2 separate regions of the Homo sapiens genome follow, and region 2 is linked to region 1. The links are chromatin loops, found by intact Hi-C in ENCODE. Cell type or tissue: PC-3. All regions are shown on one strand. Each heading gives the region's core, and the rest is flanking DNA. Links, peaks and the distances in the headings are about the cores only.

What was found. Peaks named below come from ENCODE experiments on the same cell type or tissue, not always from the same donor. Only the 100,000 strongest peaks of a DNase experiment are listed, where the experiment ranks them.
Region 2: a loop joins it to region 1, with 4 times the contacts of the local background. A loop is called at or near these places in 17 of 110 quality-filtered maps.

What each region holds. Positions count from the first base shown.
Region 1 is chr21:31,197,597-31,200,406 of GRCh38, forward strand. The region is part of intron 12 of TIAM1 (TIAM Rac1 associated GEF 1); the gene reads right to left. Among named protein-coding and RNA genes, the nearest start is that of TIAM1, 150 kb to the right of the region's middle. In PC-3, for the core only: a CTCF peak has its summit at 1,090 (motif pointing right); a DNase peak (open chromatin) is centred at 1,095.
Region 2 is chr21:31,345,830-31,348,639 of GRCh38, forward strand. It overlaps a transcript of TIAM1 not described here. Among named protein-coding and RNA genes, the nearest start is that of TIAM1, 3.0 kb to the left of the region's middle. In PC-3, for the core only: a CTCF peak has its summit at 1,795 (motif pointing right); a DNase peak (open chromatin) is centred at 1,802; H3K4me3 peaks cover 778 bases.

The sequences.
Region 1 (2,810 bases), core at 8-2,507:
CTGACCTCGTGATCCGCCCGCCTCAGCCTCCCAAAGTGCTGGGATTACAGGCGTGAGCCACCGCGCCCAGCCGGATATTTCGTTTTCTTATGTCAAGATCTATCATCAAGACAATAACTTACAGAGTTCTGACCATGTGTCACGCCTCTCACGCTAACTCCATGAGACAAGCGTGATGTCCATTTTACAAATAAAGGCAAGAGCCTAAAGAGAAAGTACTTTCCTAAATTCAGAAGACCAGTTCATACACAGCTGGGATTATGAACCCAGGTCTCACTGGCTCTAGAGCCGCATTCTTTCCACTACACTACGATGCCTCCCAGATCAGCCTTCACTGGAACACAGGGTATGAACGCAAAGGGAACCTACCCTCTTAGGTCAGTCAAAGGTTCAAATCCAAAATTTATAATAAAAACTCACAAACAAATAGATGTGTCAAATGCTCATATAGATTTTTAAAATTATTACTCTATCTTAAAATGAAAACCAATTTTGAGCCAAGGTCAATAACAAAAAACGTGGCCGTTAGCACTAAAGAGAAGTCTTGATGATTATCTAAACTTGCCCGTATCCCTGACCACACAGCCATTCGTCCAGAAACGATTTTATTCAGGCAGGTAGAAAAGAGTGGCCAGTTTCTTCTCTTTATTTGCTTGGGGCATTTGAAAGGTCAGCATAATACTTGTGACTCAGGAGCCTGAGAAAGCGTTTGCTATAATAGAATGCCAAGGAGTGTGGGGGATAGGAACGTGGACAGGACAGCTTGGATCCTTTTAAACACCTCAATTTAATGCAATTTCCACCAAATGCAACGTGTCAAGGGCATGACTGAATGTGGTTTCAGTGTTATACTTTAGAAATGTTTCATACTGATACATTTACAAATGAGAAGAAATCAGTTATACTACTTTTTCATTCAGAAAATAGCCACCAAAACTCTAAATACTAAATTCAATAAGGTTTACAATGTATAACCTAACACCACAAAATGCTCAAGGAAATGTTATCAACTACGTTCACTTCAACTTATCAGGAGCCTTACTTTTATTTTTTAAAACTTTAAGAGCCAAACCCTTCCTCCAGGTGGCAGTATATAACTGTTTGTTTTAATCATTTCCACAGGATCTAGTGGGACTAGAGCTTTGTGCATAATCTTTCCTATATTTTCATAATACTACTTCCTAGTTTTCTTTGAAATTAGTGTGAATATCACTGTGTCTTTTGCTGGTCTCAGACAACAACTCAGTATCATAAGACAGGCCCGCTGGCCACAACATCCTTAGGCTGGTTGGACTAAAGCCAGGTTTAGTGAACAAAACTAAAACTATATCTCAAGAAGCGTTTGTACTTTAAAATATATTTTCAATGCAACCACGATATCTGGAACTAGAAATCTGGAAATTCAGTAGTTTTATACATAAATGCACTTAATGATGAAATAGCTCACATCTTCCCTTTCTTTTATTAAATCAATAATGTTGCAACTTTCCCTGTTTTCAAAAACTGGATGAGAAGATCACCAGATTTTAAGAAAAAAATTGCTTACCTAGGGCTCTTGAGTTCTCACAAAATCAGGATCATTTCTTTCTCTGTCTCCTTTGGGTGGCTTGGTCTGAGCCACCGTCACGCTCTTGCCTGACGATGACTCTCTACAGCCTTCTATGGGCCCTGGCTGCTCATCTTCTCATGCCCTATGGGCCCACTCATCTGCCATAGTGAGCCTTTCAAAGCCGACAATGCCCTTTCTCTCTGGGGTTTCCTATGGCACTTAGGCTCTACATGGCCTATCCTTTTTCCCTCCCCCCCACCATCTCCTGCATCCCCTCTTTCGTGCCCTCTCCGCCAATCCTCCTCAAACACCAGGTAAGCCACCTCCACCATGGCCACCCTCCCCCTGCCCAGGCCTTAGCCAGCTTTGTTCTCTCAGCCTAGAACATTTTTTTTTTTTTTTTGAGACAGAATCTGGCTTTGCCACCCAGGCTGGAGTGCAGTGGCACGATATTGGCTCCCTGTAACCTCCGCCTCCCGGGTTCAAGCAATTCTCCTGCCTCAGCTTCCTGAATAGCTGGAACCATAGGCGTGTGCCACCATGCCTGGTTAATTTTTGTATTTTTAGTAGAGATGGAGTTTCAGCATGTTGGCCAAGCTGGTCTCGAACTCCTGACCTCAGGGGATCCACCTGCTCAGCCTCCCAAAGTGCTGGGATTACAGGCGTGAGCCACCATGCCTGGCCAGCCTAGAACACTTGTCTGCAAAATACCTCTATGATTCCACTCCCTCTCTTCACTCACTCACCCTGTTCGAACATCACATTAAAAAAAAAAAAAAACACACAAAAAATAAATAAAATAAAATAGCAACAAGACCCACTGCAGATGTGCCATCTCCCTCTCTCTACTTGCCCCAACTTCTTGTCTCTCCAGGCTTTGAACATTCCCTGACATATTACACATTCACATGTATTTTTACTTGTTTCTGCAAACTTGAATACAGGTTCCACCAGAAGCAGAATTGTTTTGGTGTATCCCCAGTGCCTAGAACAGCTAGAGTAGTGCCAGGCATACAAATGCTAAATAAATATTTGCTAGATGATAGCTGGGTGTGGTGGTGGGCAACTCTATTCCCAGCTACTTGGGAGGCTGAGGCAGGAGAATTGCTTGAACCAAGGAGGCAGAGGTTGCAGTGAGCCAAGATCGCGCCACTGCACTCCAGACTGGGCAACAGAACAAAACTTCATCACAGAAAAAAAAAAAAGTGATATCTTTATATTTACAAACCTTAAACTGAAAATCAGCATTTCCTTTTATCCT
Region 2 (2,810 bases), core at 252-2,751, 150 kb after region 1:
ATTCCAGCTACTCAGGAGGCTGAGGCATGAGAATTGCTTGAACCTGGGAGGTGGAGGTTGCAGTGAGCCAAGATCACACCACTGCACTTCCAGCCTGGGTGACGGAGTGAGACTCTGTCTTGAAAATAAATAAATAAACAGAATGAAGAAAGAGAAGAATGTTTGGATACAGCAATGGTCCTTAGTTGGAGGTGAATTTGCCTCCGGGGAACATTTGGCAATATCTGGAGGCATTTTTGGTTGTCACAGCTGGGGGTTGCTACTGATATCTAGTAGGTAGAGTCCAGAGATGCTGCTCTACATCCTATCATGCATATAACAGGCCCCCACGACAAAGAATTATCCAGCCACAAATGCCAATAGTGCTGCTGCTGCTGAGAAACCCTGATTTAGAAGTTTCACTATCACCTGTCATTTAATTAATGTATTCCATCTATTCCATATAGCATCATCAATTTGAAGAGACTCTCCAGGGACTTAGAAAAACATGAAACAACACTTCTCCTTTTCCACTGTGCAGCATTCAATCGCTGAGAACCATACATATGGGCTCAGAAGAAAGCAGACACTGAGATCAGAGGCAGGAAAGCATCCCGTGGTTTTGGGTGCAGCCTTGGCATCCATGCACTCACCAAGCTACTGACTTACGCTGAATCTGGATGAAAACAATCATGAAGGGGATGGGAGAAGGATGATGTAAAGCCAGGCGGGACTGTCTTGAGAATCAGAGATCGCGTACTTCGGGGAAGCCGACATGGTGTGCAGCGAGAGATGTGACAGATACTGAGACAAAGCAGCCCCATCGAGGCCCATCAGTCATTTCTCCATTGACAATTATGAGTCTCCGCTGGAACTACTCCACACACAACAGGAAGGCGCTTCATCTCATTACAGCATATAGAAAAGAATGTTACAAATCACTCGTGGGAAGAGGAAGGCAAGCACCATGAAGTCAGTGGTCAGAGCATCAGAGCAGTGGGCTTACACGGGGAGCACATCTTGCCTACAGGTTTTCTGGTCTCATGATTACCTAAGAAGGTTTCTTTTAGCTCTGGGTGGGTGGGGGGCATATACTTTTTTTTCACCTTCTTTCTGATATTATTATTTAATTTTGCATGGAGGGGGAGAAGAGCTTTTTGTTGTTACTTAGTGTTTCTCTAAAGGGGACGTGGGGGAACAGTAGGTTTGCTCATCTTGAATTTTCTTAAAGCCACATATATGGTGGGGACGCAATACATACATGTTGGATTAAACCAAATAGTCCCCACCTTCTTCCCTATCTCTCAGGCCTAAAAATAAAGGGTCCCCTGTAGATGCTTCTAGAGAAGAATAACTTGAGATCAAGAGTCTGAGCAACATGTGAACACGTTACATAAACCCTGCTGGCTCCATACAGTGGCGGGCAGGTTTTCACAGATCTGAACAGAACGGCTTACCTGATAGTGATGAAAATACAGCAATATCAGAACTGGAGAGGCCCCAGGCATTGGCCTTGGGCCTCGGAGGGAAGCAGGACTTAGCATCCAAGAATTTACTGCTATAGCAGAAGGGCTGTGTCCTCCTGCCCAGGAAGATTCCCCCACAACACTAGTAGACAAGTGGGCAGTAAGGAAGACGCCTATCCCTCTAAAGGTACCAGTTTCTTAACCTGCAGTTCTGAAAGCCACTCGTTTTGCTTTTTAAGTCATGCGAATTTCGGAAAAGAAAATGTGAACGCAGGTCCGAGCCCCATCAGCAGCAATGAACTTATACACAAATGTACAGTATTTCTGCTCCAAAGAAATGCAACCAGTAGAGGGAGCACAGCTGACTTTTGTTGTTAATTTCTCAAGATCGGGATGAACCTGGGAATGACGCTAAATGATACAAAAATAACACACATCACCGCAAAAGAAAAGATGCATGCACGGACGTTCAGAGAAACTGCAAACCCTGACACCCTTATGCACGAACGTTCAGAGAAACTGCAAACCCTGACAACTTTATGCACGAACGTTCAGAGAAACTGCAAACCCTGACACCCTTAGGAGGTATGTGAATTGTTAGTGGATATTTGCACAAGAGCTGGCTAAACAGACAGAAGAGGACTACATAAAAAATAAATTCATGTTGGAAAACAATATGTGGCATGTGGAGAAAAGGTCACAAAGGGTTAAACTTCTTTTTCCCTTTGTCAAGTGGATTTACACTCAGAAATGAAAACGTATGGAGAGTTTATTTAAGCATATTCTCTCCAAAAATTTTAACTCAAGTGTTTAGCTTGCTCACTCTCTCTCTCTATATATTAGATCTACAATAGCTGGGCTTTAAAATTCCTTTCAAATTGCATTCTCAGTGACAGAGATGACTTCCAAAAGCAAGCATTTTCTGGATTGCTCTTCAGGGGTCTCCAGAACCAACTTGGTCAGGAATCAAGGTGTCTTCAAGATCTGCGAATTTGAAGCCATCAGCCACAATGGAGCTTACCTCCACCTTTTCAAGCCTTCATAGAACAAAAACAAGGTAAGAAGTGCTGGCACCAACGCGTCCTCACCTATGTCACCTAGCAACAATGTTATCAGCAGCAAGGCCAGGGAAGAGTCTCCTCCTCCTCCTCGTGTTAGGTGATACGCAACAGGGGTGTCAACACCGTCAAATTACCTGAATCCAAACACGATTTCCCAGCATAACTGCAGTTCCAAATATGCATCCTGTTAATGGAATCCATATTTGGACTGCTATGGAAATGCAGAAGGTTTTTCATAACTACATTTTGTGGTTGACTACCAACGGATTGCCAAAATCAATTTTTTATATTTGAAACTGATGAA